Linked DNA regions of Mus musculus: region 1 is linked to region 2. The links are chromatin contacts, found by Hi-C or POLR2A ChIA-PET in ENCODE. All regions are on one chromosome and are shown on one strand. Each heading gives the region's core, a stretch centred on a gene start or an enhancer-like site at or near the end of the contact. The rest is flanking DNA. Distances are from core to core; before and after follow the strand shown. Region 1 holds the start of Timmdc1 (translocase of inner mitochondrial membrane domain containing 1). Region 2 holds the start of Cox17 (cytochrome c oxidase assembly protein 17, copper chaperone).

Evidence for each region. A loop is a pair of places that touch in the nucleus more often than their neighbours do. ChIA-PET counts read pairs that join two places held with the same protein, here RNA polymerase II (POLR2A).
Region 1: a loop to region 2 is called in a map of heart, with 2.9 times the contacts of the local background. The contact joins the promoter of Timmdc1 here to the promoter of Cox17 in region 2. A Hi-C loop is called at or near these places in 1 of 37 maps with a recorded cell type or tissue (heart). POLR2A ChIA-PET finds 5 or more read pairs at or near these places in 4 of 5 experiments (Patski and embryonic stem cell).

Annotation. Positions count from the first base shown.
Region 1 is chr16:38,521,077-38,527,425 of GRCm38, reverse strand. Timmdc1 (translocase of inner mitochondrial membrane domain containing 1) reads left to right here and starts at 4,763. Exons shown (of 7, transcript NM_024273.2): 1 at 4,763-5,085. The coding sequence starts at 4,892. Poglut1 (protein O-glucosyltransferase 1) reads left to right here. Exons shown (of 11, transcript NM_172380.4): 11 at 645-2,368. The coding sequence ends at 801.
Region 2 is chr16:38,344,720-38,350,923 of GRCm38, reverse strand. Cox17 (cytochrome c oxidase assembly protein 17, copper chaperone) reads right to left here and starts at 3,925. Exons shown (of 3, transcript NM_001017429.2): 1 at 3,717-3,925; 2 at 1,595-1,683. The coding sequence starts at 3,823. The coding sequence ends at 1,599.

The DNA.
Region 1 (6,349 bases), core at 3,514-6,013, 180 kb before region 2:
AAGTGTTCCATAGCTAGACAAATAGACTCCAGCCTTTCAGAGGAGAGTTATCTGTTTTTAAGTTGTATGTGTATTTGCGTGTCTATGTGCAAATAGTGTGTGCATGTCAGTGCAAGTGCCCAGGTCAGAGATCAGGGGCATGGAACCCCTAGAGCTGGAATCAGAGGCACGCATGTTCCTTTGTAAGAGTCCCAACTCTTAACTACTGAAGCCAGCCCCTCTCCAGGCCCTGGACCTCAGTCTAAGAGGAACTAAGACAGATGTTTTTAGCTGGGCATGGTGACTCATACCTAAAATCCCAGCAATGAAGAGACTGAATGGAGAATTGCTTTGAGTTCCAGGATAGCCTGGGCTATGAAGTGAGTCATATGAAAGAGTCAGAAGTCTCAAAACGCCAAACCAGGACCAAAACAAAACAACAAAACTCAAGTGCTTAAAAATGAATATTAGCTGGAACAATGCTTGCTTTTAAGAAACAAATGTTAAATTTATTCCTAAATGCATGTGGATTATGATAGTTATACGGTTGTTCGTGAGAAACAGCTGAGTTAATTCAAATAAAATACTTGGAACGAGGCTCATGATAAAGTACTCAACCATATGTAGCCTGTGATATATAATATTCTTGTTAATCTTCTGTCCAGGGGAAGCCAGTTCATCATAAACCATTTGCAGATGGATGACATCACCTGTTACTGGGAGAACCTCTTGACTGACTATTCCAAATTCCTGTCCTATAATGTAACAAGAAGAAAAGATTATTATCAGATCGTTCCCAGACGTTTGAAAACTGAACTGTAGTATCCATCCCAGGACCAGAATCCTGACAGTGGATCTGAGATGCTCTGTGGTGAAATACCATGATCATGATGCCTGTACCTTGAACACTTTTGGACAAGCCAAACATCCAGTTTTCCTTATCATGTTGAAGCCAGAGGGACTCTTGAGAAAGATCTAGTATGTGTGTAATGAGCAGAAATGAAACAGCTCAGCTCTTTGGAATCATGAGATAAGGCTTTGGAACTGCATTCTAACCATCGTTTTCCTATGATCAGTCACAGCTTGTGCCTCGGGTCATCTACGTGTGTTATCACTGTGAAATGGACTGTGTCCATCTGAAGATGCTTTGTCCTGTTATTTGGAGCAGACCATCCATCGTTTGGAACTAGTACAATACACAAGCAACTCTGAAGTTATTTTAGGTTTGATTCTGTTGCTTTATTTTTATGTAGAAATCCTTTGGAGTTTGTGAAAAATACCACAGCGATTGCTTCCTCTGGAGTCTGAAGGAGGCCAGTGGCTGTGCTCTGTTTTGTAACTGCATAAATTCTCTGGCACTCAGGAGGTTTCCATAATGCCTCAGTGGCATGAGTAACTTCTGCAGTTGGATTTCAGATTCCCATTTTGTGCCTTCATGCCCTTTTTATTCTCTCTGAAGGAGATTAAGAGAAATTTCCCAGTCCTTTCAGGAAGCAGTCTCACTAAAGAACTATGCCTCTGTAATACTAGCACTTCTGAAGCGAGAGGCAGGAAGATGAATTCGTGGCCACCCTCAGCTACACAGGAGTTCAAGGAGAGCCCGGCTACATGAGGTCCTGTCTCACCTTTTGCACATCTTTTATTTTGCCATTTTGAATTTGTAGCAGCAGGATCAGCTCAGTTTGCAGAGACTGCAGTCTTCATATGTGACCATATCATGAAGTGGCAATTTATAGAGCACTCAGCTTTCGCTTTTACTCCGGTATGAGGTTATCCTTGGGCTCCAGCATCACCTCTGAACCTCCTTGGCAGTTGGCGGCTCACATCTGTGTTCTGTGCCACCGTGCTGCTTTGTCGTTACGCGCCTCTTTCCCCCACGCTCTGTACGCTTACTGATGGACGAGAATGACGTTTCTCTGCTCTTGATGTCTCCATTATCAGCACAGTGCCTCACGCAGAGCAGTTACTGAACAGCTATTGGAATGAGTGAGTGGGAATGGATGGATACACTCGCCTGGCCTAACTAAAGTCTATTTTTTAAACTGCTCGGTTGCTTGCTCCAGTGGGGATGAGATACACTGTGAGAAATGGGTCAGTTCAGATCCTTACTTGCCCTGGAGTAGTAAGGAGTATCTGTTTTTAAAAACAACAAAAGTTACTCGGCTCTGACTCTTGCCTGTGTACCTCACTGTAGATGGTATGCGAATGGTGGGTAACAGTATGTCAAGTGTGTGATTTCGAAAATGGTTTGTATGGTCACACTTCTGAAGATTTCTGTTATCATTAATACTGGTTCGGTCCTAAACGTAACCATTGGCTCCTCATTTACTTACTATAGAAAAGACTACTATTGTTTTCAATATAACCGAATATAATATGTTTTGTAAGAGTTGTACTTGGTGAGCCTGGAAAAGAGAACCCATTGACCCAAGAGAAAAGTGACTGTGGGTGGAAAAAGTGGTTGGGTTTGATGAGCAGAACTCAGCTGGGCTGAGGGATAAGCGTTGGTTCTAGACAGAGATGATTGAAACCCTTCACTAATGGTTCCTGTTAGCAAGTCCATGTCCTGAGGATGAGAGAGCTGTGTATGTTAGAGGGTATTTTGACTACATTTTGACTGACAGTATTGCTTTGAGACCCTTCAAGATCAGAGAACAGAGCTGGGCGGTGGTGGCATATGCCTTTATTCCCAGTACTTGGGAGGCAGAGTCAGGTGGATTTCTGAGTTCAAGGCCAGCCTAGTCTACAGAGTAAGTTCCAGGACAGCCAAGACTACACAGAGAAACCCTGTCTCGAAAAACAAAAAACAAAACAAAACAAAAATCAGAGAACAGAAGAGGCGGAGTGTTTCTCTGCTGGTAAAGGAAGGTAAGGTCTGGTAGCTTCGAGAATGTGGGAGGCTGAGTAAGAGAGAGAGTTAAGGTAGAGCGGTGAGATGGACCATCACCAAGGGCCTAGGGAAATTCTCGGTACTAGGTACCAAAGGCAGCTTTTGAGTCTTTGGGGCTAGGATGTAGGTGAGTGGTAGGACACTCGCCTGGCATAGGAGCATTTTCCAGGACCACCTAAATGGAAAAGGGAGCTGAAGAGTTTGTGAAATCTATCTGGTACTAAGGAAGACCTTGTTTGTCTCTACAGGATGTTGGATCCTGGGGACATCTGAGCTATATGTAATGGTTTTTAACATTTTATTTTATGTATTTGAGCACCCTGTCTTCATGCACATCAGAAGGGAAGATCAGATTCCATTACAGATGGTTGTGAGCCACCATATAGTTGCTGGGAATTGAACTCAAGATCTCTCAGAAGAGCAGCCAGTGCTCTTAACCACTGAGCCATCTCTCCAATCCCCATAGGTAAATGATTTTGTTAGTGTTTGCCCAATCTTTGCCCTGTCCTCATTCATGTCGACCCTGATTCTAGAAAGTTCAAGTGCAAAGGATCATTTCCGGGACCTCAAATGTGTCAAAGAAATGCACTCAGCTCTTCTCACAGCTAAGCTAGACAGTCAACACATTCATTTTGTTGGGCTTTCAGGCCCTGGGACCCTAATCCCAGTGACCACCTCTGAAAAATAGACCAAGCAGGCATCAAGCTAGAGCTAGGAATTGGGGTCTGAATAATTCACTCAACATTTAATTACTTCAGGCAAGTGGATCACTGAGATGGAGGCCTGCCTGGTCTTCAGAGCTAATTATGTGACAGCCAGGGCTACACAAGAGAAACCCTATCTTGGACCCTCCTTCCCTCCAAAGAAGATAATTACTTAACATCTACTTCATGGTATAGACTGATTGGTGATTCCTAAGTCCAAATCCAGAGATGAAAGCACAGCTTCAGTCCTCTTGATAGAGATCAGCAAATAGGCAATTATACCACTGCAGTAAATGCTAATGGGGGCTTCATTCACGGCACTTTCCTGAACCTCATCTGTAGAGATGTCCCACAGTCAACTCCCAAATCCTATTACTATATCCTCATGAAAGTTTGTAATCAATCACTTATTTAGGTACTCCGTGGAAGTGACTGTAGAGCACCACCAAGCTGTATATTCATTGTGGTACTTTAACTAGAAAAGAAAAATAGTAGGTGAAAGGGTTTGCAAAGACTATGAGATTTGTGGTAACGACCAATAACTAAATTACACAAAATGATTGGGAATATTTTTACCTTGGTAAACAAGTTTTTTGGTTTTGTCTTGTGTTGAAAGAAACAGGAAATAATAGTTTCAGTTATTAAATGATAATTCTAGATCTTTTGCCTTCTCGGAGCAGTAAGCATACGGATACTTGTAGTGGAGCCCACGTTATGGGGAAAAAAATGCCCACAGCTGATATTTCAAAAATAGTTTTTAAATCTTGGACCTTTTCGGGTGCGCCCTAAGGTTAGACTCTGCTCCGCCCAGGAAGCTCCTCCGGCCCGCCAGGGCGTGGCCTAGAAGCGCATCGCCTACCTCTTTCCCCACTGCGCTTGCAGTGATTAAAGTACTGTCCCCTTCTGCGTGGCCTTCTGCATCTTACATGAGCCATCTCACTTAAGCCCCTGAGCACTTCAAGCTGAGCAGGTCCAGAAGACCAGAGTTACGGGGCGCAAACGCCAAAGGACATCACTGAGATGAAACGAAACGGCCGCCAACTCACTTCCGGGGCTCGACTGATCCCTAACCCTGCGCTACCGAAAGAGCTCTCAGTTCCAGTTTCTACGTCCCGAGCCCCGCCCTCACCCCGCCTTTGCGCGACTAGGGGCGGGGCTTCCGGTCTCCTTTCCGAGAGCTTCCGGAAGTGAGCCGGCTGGGGACCGGATGTGAGGTTCAGTGTCCCCCAACGTGCCGCTAGTGGGCTGTACAGGTCACCCTCTCCCACGGTGCCCGCCGACCCTGGGGTGTCTGTCTCTCTGCGGGTAGGAGGGCGCCATGGGCGCGCCGCCGCCCGCTCCCCGCAGCCGCCTTTGCGGAGCCTGGGGTCCTTTCCCCCGAGTCTTTGCTGCCGGTGCGGTGGCTGCGGATTCCCCAGGCTTTGTGGAGGATCGGGAGCAGCGTTCAGGTGTCTCAGACCCCGGTTCCCTGGAATCCGGATGGGACCGCCTCCGGCAGCTGTTTGCCAAAGAGTAAAAATGTCTCGGGTGTGTGGGGAGGGATGCTCGGGGGACGGCCGCAGCCCGGGCGAGCTCCAGCGCGCGGTCCCTGCGACGCTGAAAGTTCTCTCTGCCCGGATAGTGTCCGACCTGGTTGACATGCAGCCTTCTGAGTCGGATTCACTCAGAGTCACACTCTTAAGACAGTATCGTTCTCGTGAAACCAGTACCCTAACTTTACATATTAGAAAAATTGGATTCATTCGATTATTGTCATGTAGTATCACTGGGAACTATATTGTGAAGTCTACACTAATATTGTTTTTTCGTATTTCGTTTGATTTTTCTTTGTCAGTAATGGCTTTATATACTCCAGAAGCTGGAAGGACAGAGAGAATTGTTAATTTATCATTATTATTTTGCACAAGAAAAAAAAAAAAAACAGTGACAACTGTTCTCCTCCTCCTCCTCTCCGCACCTTCCAGCAGCTCTGCCCCCTTGTTCCCACCTCCATTGTTAAGAACTACTTGTATGTGGGGGTCGGTATTTGGGTATGGGCAGTAGAGTGCACATGCCCTCAGCCAGAGGTGTCAGATTCTCCTGGATCTGGAGTTACCTGGAGTCACAGTTACAGGGGTTCTAAGAACTGAACCCGGATCCTTTGTAAAACTAGTACACGATCTTAGCTGCCAAGCCATCCCTCTAGTCCCCCAACTCTCCTTTTTGAGACAAGAGTTTTGCTGTGCTTGTAGACCAAGCTGGCCTGAAACTCAAAGCTACAATCCATTCTCAACCTCCCAGATTTTGGGATTACAGCCGGGTCTTCTGGGATTCTGGGCCGAGCCTCTCTTTTTTTTTTTTTTTTTTTTCCCTGATGGGGGTTGGTCATCTGCCACAGATGTTACACGCCCAGCTCCATCTCCCTTTGCAGAAGATACTAAAATAAACTATGTGAGGAGTAAATGATTAATCCTGCATTACTTTCACCTGATATTTATTTAACGTTATTCATTTATTAATCAATGGTGAAAGTATCTCTTTTCATGAAGTAGTTTACCATACTACACTGTTATCAAGTGATTATAAATAAATTTGGACAAGGGAGCTGGCAGACTTGTATTTAATAATTCTATTAGTTTCAGCATCTCTTTTTAAAAATTATTTTTATTTTATGTGTATGAGTGTCTTGCCTGTGTGTATGTCTGTGTGCATGTCTGTGTGCCTTCCTGATAACCATGAGAGCTACCTCGTGGGAATGGAATCCAAGCCCTAATGCTGGTAACTGCTGAGCCATTGC
Region 2 (6,204 bases), core at 2,676-5,175:
ATGAGTTTTAGTACTGAAGATTAAGGTAATGTGCAATCCTAAAAATGAGCATGCTGGCGATAAAATATCACTGTCAGGAGTGACAAAGTGCCTCTGGTCTGGAGAATGCAAATCATTTAATGCCACCACTACCCTTCACTGTGCCTTCAAATCCCCTTGAGGCTCTAGGCAAATCTTAACAAAACTGACTAGAAAGAGCTAGACCGTGAAGAAAGCCATGCCTGGATGCTGGGTCTGAGCCTTTAAACAGTCTCCTCCTCCAGTCAGACTTATCAGGTAGGGCAAGCTCCTTATCTCCTCCCTCCCGTACTTCAAACACAACTGGTCATGTGTGACATTCCAGAGCGAGGTGGAAGAGAAAGAAACCAGCTGGATACTACTATGAAACTGGCCTGTGGCCTGGGTGTCTCTCAACTGTCGATAAGTTAGGAGGTGACAGTGAGATGTGGCCTTCGAGCAGCACAAACAGGGTGCTTACGAGGCTGAGGTTCCAGTTCTCATCCTGCTGAGCCCATCCCGGGAATCCAACCATGTGCCAGGCAATGATCTAGGTGCTGGGACATGCTGGACACTCTGGCAGTGAAACCAGATGCTTCCCGGAGCTTACAGCCCAGCCGGAGGGAAGCGAGGACGACCGCTGTAAGAAGAGGCTCAGTATATAGCTGGTGATTGCAAAAACAAGAGAAGCCACTAACCACAGATTACCACTAGCCTTCTTATAAGTTAAGAATTTGGCCAGCCTGGTCTACAAAGTGAGTTCCAGGATAGCCAGGGCTATACAGAGAAACCCTGTCTCGAAAAACCCAAAAAAAAAAAAAAAAAAAAAAAAAAAATCAATTCCCCAGTCTCATTATGGCCAATTCAAGTGCTTAATAGTCATACATTGCTAGTGGCTACCATACTGGAGAATGTGGCCACGGAACATCTGGGAAGGCCTACTGAGTACCCCTGGAACAGTGACAGGAAGGGTACTACTTTACATGGGGCACTGAGGAAAGCCTCTCTAAGGAGACTTTAAATCAGCATCTGGAAAGAAGTGTAGTAGTGAGCGAAGCTAACGCCTGAAGCAAGAGATTCCAACCAGAAGTCACGGACTGTGGTCTTGGTGGGCACATCCCTTTGACATTGATATTTGGACTCAAAGTTCTTTGGAAACTGGTGATCTGAGGCTTTAGTTTTCTTAGAACAATACCTGGCTTAAAACAAAGCTTCCATTTTCACTGGAAAAAAGTAACTCTACTGCAGACCTATATTAGAAACAAGAAACCAAGAGAATTTTCCACTTAGTTCCTTTACCTTGGAAACCAGTGTACCCGAGTTCCCCGCAGCCATGCTCCCTGCATCTTCCTGACTATAATGTAACTCTAAAGGCTCTTGTCAAACCAGTTCTCAAAAGCTTTATACTGTCTCAGATCTACTGGGTGCCTCAAATTGTTGGCACCAAACTGTTACAACCCCATTCTAGAAACTGAACTAAGCTGCTACTTAAACATGCTATATTAACCAGGCAAGCTACCTTTTGGAGAATGCTGCCTGCCTCGCAGCTACCTCTGTAAGGTTAACACTCAAACTTGAAGCATTACAGTTCACTCACCACGTCATATCTTAAATCCCAGTGCCCTCATGCACTCCTTGTGGGCTTCAATGAGATGTCCACAGTGTTCTTCTCCTTTCTCAATGATGCTATAAAATAAGATGCACTCGTTACCTAATAAATAGACGACAAGCACATTCATGGAGAATCTGTGACAGGGAGTGAGACAGGGCACGTGCAGATGTAGCTGGAGTGACAAACAAATCCCTACTACACCAACCAGCTCAGCTCCTTTGCTCTCTGGTATTTGCTCTTAAGATGGTTCTGTTCCCACAAAAGTGTTCCATAGAACTAAGGTCTTAACGTTTGTTTTTGTTGTTGTCTGGGGAAGGTTCTAATTAGATGAAATAATTATGTGTAGCAAATGATGCCTTTATTCTATACCCAAGGAATAATAAACATTTCTTTATAATGAAATAAACTGAATATTTACATAAAATGACGAGGAAAGAGTCTAACGTTTGGTCCTCCTATCACACAGAAATTAACTTCCTGTTTCTCCTTTTCCTCTTACATCCAAATACCTAAGCCTACCTTTAATCATTAAACACCCAACAACATAAACATCAAAAGAGATCTGGTAGCCACGAGCAACCAAGATGAATCGTTCTTCAGAAGGTTAAGGGTCTGTGATGATAAAATCCTAAGAGTAGTCACAAGAGCCCAAATGTACTGAAACACCCCTGTAATCATGCTCGGGAAGCTAAGACAGGAGACTCCTCAGGAGGAGGCCAGCTTGGGCTACATGGCAAAACCCTGTCTCAAAAAGAATAAGAGGTTCTCCTATTACCATCCTTACCAGCAGATGAGAAGACTGGGTGTGACAGTGAGTTCCGTATAACAGCTAGCTTCCCCTTACCACCGACACCCACTGCTAAACCTTACAGAAATGCGGGACTCGTTCAACACACGTGTGAAGCAGACTTGTTAAGTACCTTGCATAAGGTCACCAACTTGGAGGGAGAAGATTCAAAGCCTGACTGTATTTCTAAGCTCTGAGTCTTGAGCCACACCAAAGTCTCCTTAAGCAGGTTACCTTGGTATTTCAAGAACCTTGGTATCAGATCGATCTTTAAATTCTCCATTTATAGGTAGTGATAATAATAACTGGTTACACTCTTATTACCTTACAATACCAAGGAATACTTTGTTTTGTGTATTTTTCTATTTTTATTTTGAGACATGGTCTCACTCGGATGTTCAGGCTAGACTTAAAACTGTTTCAGTCTCTCCGGTAATGAAATCACACCATGAGAATCCATATTTGTTTCTCCGAGTATTTTTCTGCTTTGATGGGAGAAGATGGAGATGCATAGCCACACTGAGGACTTCAGTATCTGCCCCAGAACCCAGGCTACATAAAAGGGAGGAGACCAAACAAAACCTTTTGTGACTTGATGATAAAGTCGATGAACATTAATATCACCTCTGTCCTGTAGACAAGTTTTACAATTTGTTTTTATGTGTATAGGTGTTTTGCCTGCACACCATGTGTGTGCAGTGCCCGCAATAGCTAGAAGGGGGTGTCAGATTATTCTGGGGTTGGAATTACACAAGATTGTTAACAGTCGTGTGGGTGCTGGGAATCGAAACTAGGCCCTCTGGAAGGTCAACCAGGGCTTTTATCCACTTAGCCATCTCTCCAGCTCCAGACAGGTTGACTTTTAACTTCTTGGAAAGGGTATCCCTTCAGAAATGTATCCTGTGTTCTACTATTCACACGTTTCGACCAAAAAAAAAAAAAATTACTAAAGATTACCTGAAAAATTTACACCTAGGTCTTAGTAAATCTATCACAGCTGGTGGTATAGTATTGGCTGGTAACAAATCTCCACATATTTTAAATGCCTTTAAATCAAGAAGCATCTTTACGCACTTCTATTTATCTGGGTCTTATCCCTAAGAAGACTAAAATGCAATCGTAGTAAGGAATGAAGGACGAGAACCTTGGGATCAATGTAACCTCTTGCCCTCTCCGTTGACCCCTAACTGAGACTGGGGTGCGGGATCAGGGAGCAGAGAGGACAGCGGAACTATGGGTCCCTGCATCTCCAGAGTCCCAGAGAGCAGAGTGGAGCCGAGCTGCTAAAGCCCGGGCTTCCCTCCCGGGCTACGCACTGACCACGCATCACGCGCCTTCTTGGTTTCCGGGCAGGCACAGCAGGGCTTCAGTGGCTTCTTCTCCTGAGCCTCGGGCGGGGCAGGGCTAGCGGCCGCCAGTCCCGGCATCTTTCCAGGCGAAAGCAACTATGAGCGCACACGCGCAAAGCTCCCAAACTCCGACTACCCTGAGCCGTCTGTCTCCACTTCCGCAGTCAATCGAAGGGGGACAGGAAGTCCCGCCTCTCCGGACGGAAGTAAGTCTAAGAAGCGCGTGCGCAAAAGAAGTGGTACAAGGCCTCGCTCCAAGGGCGTGGCGTCAGCGCTGGCGCAAAGGTTAAAAGGTCACCCAGAATGGTTTTTGTTTTTGTTTTGTTTTTGAGATTGTAATTTAATTACATCATTTTCCCTTTCCCTTTCCTTTCTACAAATCCTTACATATACATACCCATTCCCCACTATCCTTCAAATTCATGGCCTTTTCCTCCCTAATTGTTATTGCATGCTTATATGTATACATGCATACATATATTCCTATATGACCCATTCAGTCCAGTATAATGCTAACTGTATTCGTATTTTCAGGGCTGACCTTTTGGTACTGGACAAGCAGTAGCAGATCCGGGTTCCACCCTGGGATATTTTATGGTCTTTCTTCCTTCCTGCTTTGTAGACATTCTGCAGATACAGATACAAAGGCCCCCTACCTCCTATTTCTCTCCGGCATATATGCTAAATTTTCAGATAATATATCATGACACAGTAGTCATGAAAGAAGATAAGATTTTTTTCTACTTTCAACAACTGTGATGGGCTGTCTCTGTCTCTCTGTCTCTGTTTCTCTCTCTCTCTCTCTCTCTCTCTCTCTCTCTCTCTCTCTGTGTGTGTGTGTGTGTGTGTGTGTGTGTGTGTGTGTGTGTTTTGGATAAGTAAATGACATGGTAACTGATACTGAAAGTGTAACCCCCTCAGTAGAGCTCCATTGCTTCAAATCAACCATTCTAATTGTATTCAAGTTCACTAAGATGTACAGCATTGAGTGGCTTCCTTAAACTAGCTGTAGGTCAGGAAAAAAGTGGTTTGTAGTTATTTATTGTATGTATCTGAGTACACTGTAGCTGTCTTCAGACACACCAGAAGAGGGCATCAGATCTCATCACAGATAGTCATGAGCCACCATGTAATTGCTGGGAATTGAACTCAGAATCTCCAGAAGAGCAGCCAATACTCTTAACCAGTGAGCCATTTCTTCACACACACCCAAAAAAGTGGTTTTAATTTTAATATAAATATTTATAGACAAAGTCTCTAGCCTAAGCTGGCCTTGAATGATCTGTGGATGACCCTGAACTGATTATTAAATGTTGGAATTACAAGTGTGTGCCATCCTTTCCTGGTATATAAGGACTTCCTGCATGTTAGGCAAATAGTCTACAAACTGGGTTACATACCCTCAGCTCCTAAACTGGTTTTATTAATTGTGCAATCAGATATTTGTCATTATACCAATTAACAGAATTAAAAATGCCTTTTCCTGGCATTTCTTAAATTCAACTAGGATCAATATAATCTTCAGCATCACAGCTTCCCTGTATAGAGTTGAGCGTGAGAGGCATTTAATCTTCATAACAAACGGAGGTTCAGAAGGGCATATGATTCATTCAGAGCTACATAGCTCATGAGGTTCCATCTCTCCCCATGGTCCATGCACTATCCTGTGCAATGTATCTAAAGGCAAAGTAACTTTCACTTTCAAACCACTCACCTGTATTTACTGGCGCTACTGCATTTTTGTGTAGAGTAAATGAACAAAGAAGAAAAAGAGTAGAACTGGAAAATGTAAGGATTGTGAGGACTGACTTTGATACAAATTGTAGACCACAAAAAGAAGGAGCAGAGGAGGAGAAGGAGGAGGAGGAGGAGGAGGAGGAGGAGAATTGGAACTTTATTGCAACTGATAAGTTTTCCTCTCATTTTTCCCTTTGTGAAGGAAAGTTCCTGGCTTGAACCACACATCACTCTGAACTTCCTGAAAGGCTGATCAACTGATTACAATTTTAGAGATCTTAGTAAGGCTGGAAGGTTGCTGGATTATAGCCAAGTAGTATTGGAGCAGCTTTAGTCCCCACATAGTGGTCTTTTACTGCCCCCTTCTGTATGTGATCTAACATCTTTGTGAGCATTAGGTAAACCCTTTGGAATCTATGAGCAGACCCCCTCCCCCCAACCCCCAGTTCCCACCAACCAAAAGGCTGAGAAGATCATCAGACACCATCTGAGGCTATGGCTGAGATTTTCTTACCTTCCTGTGACCTGTCCACCTAATGTTTTTACCGCTGTGTATGGGAAGTGTCTTGATTTATGATTTTGCTTCTTTACTATAAAACTACATGGGAGTGTCATATCACCATACTGGAATGTGGAATTTAGGGTAGTGTGAAACTGTTCCCAGACCCATAATCATCCATATTTGTTCCCAGAATAAACTGTCTCTTATCCCGTGTGTGTGT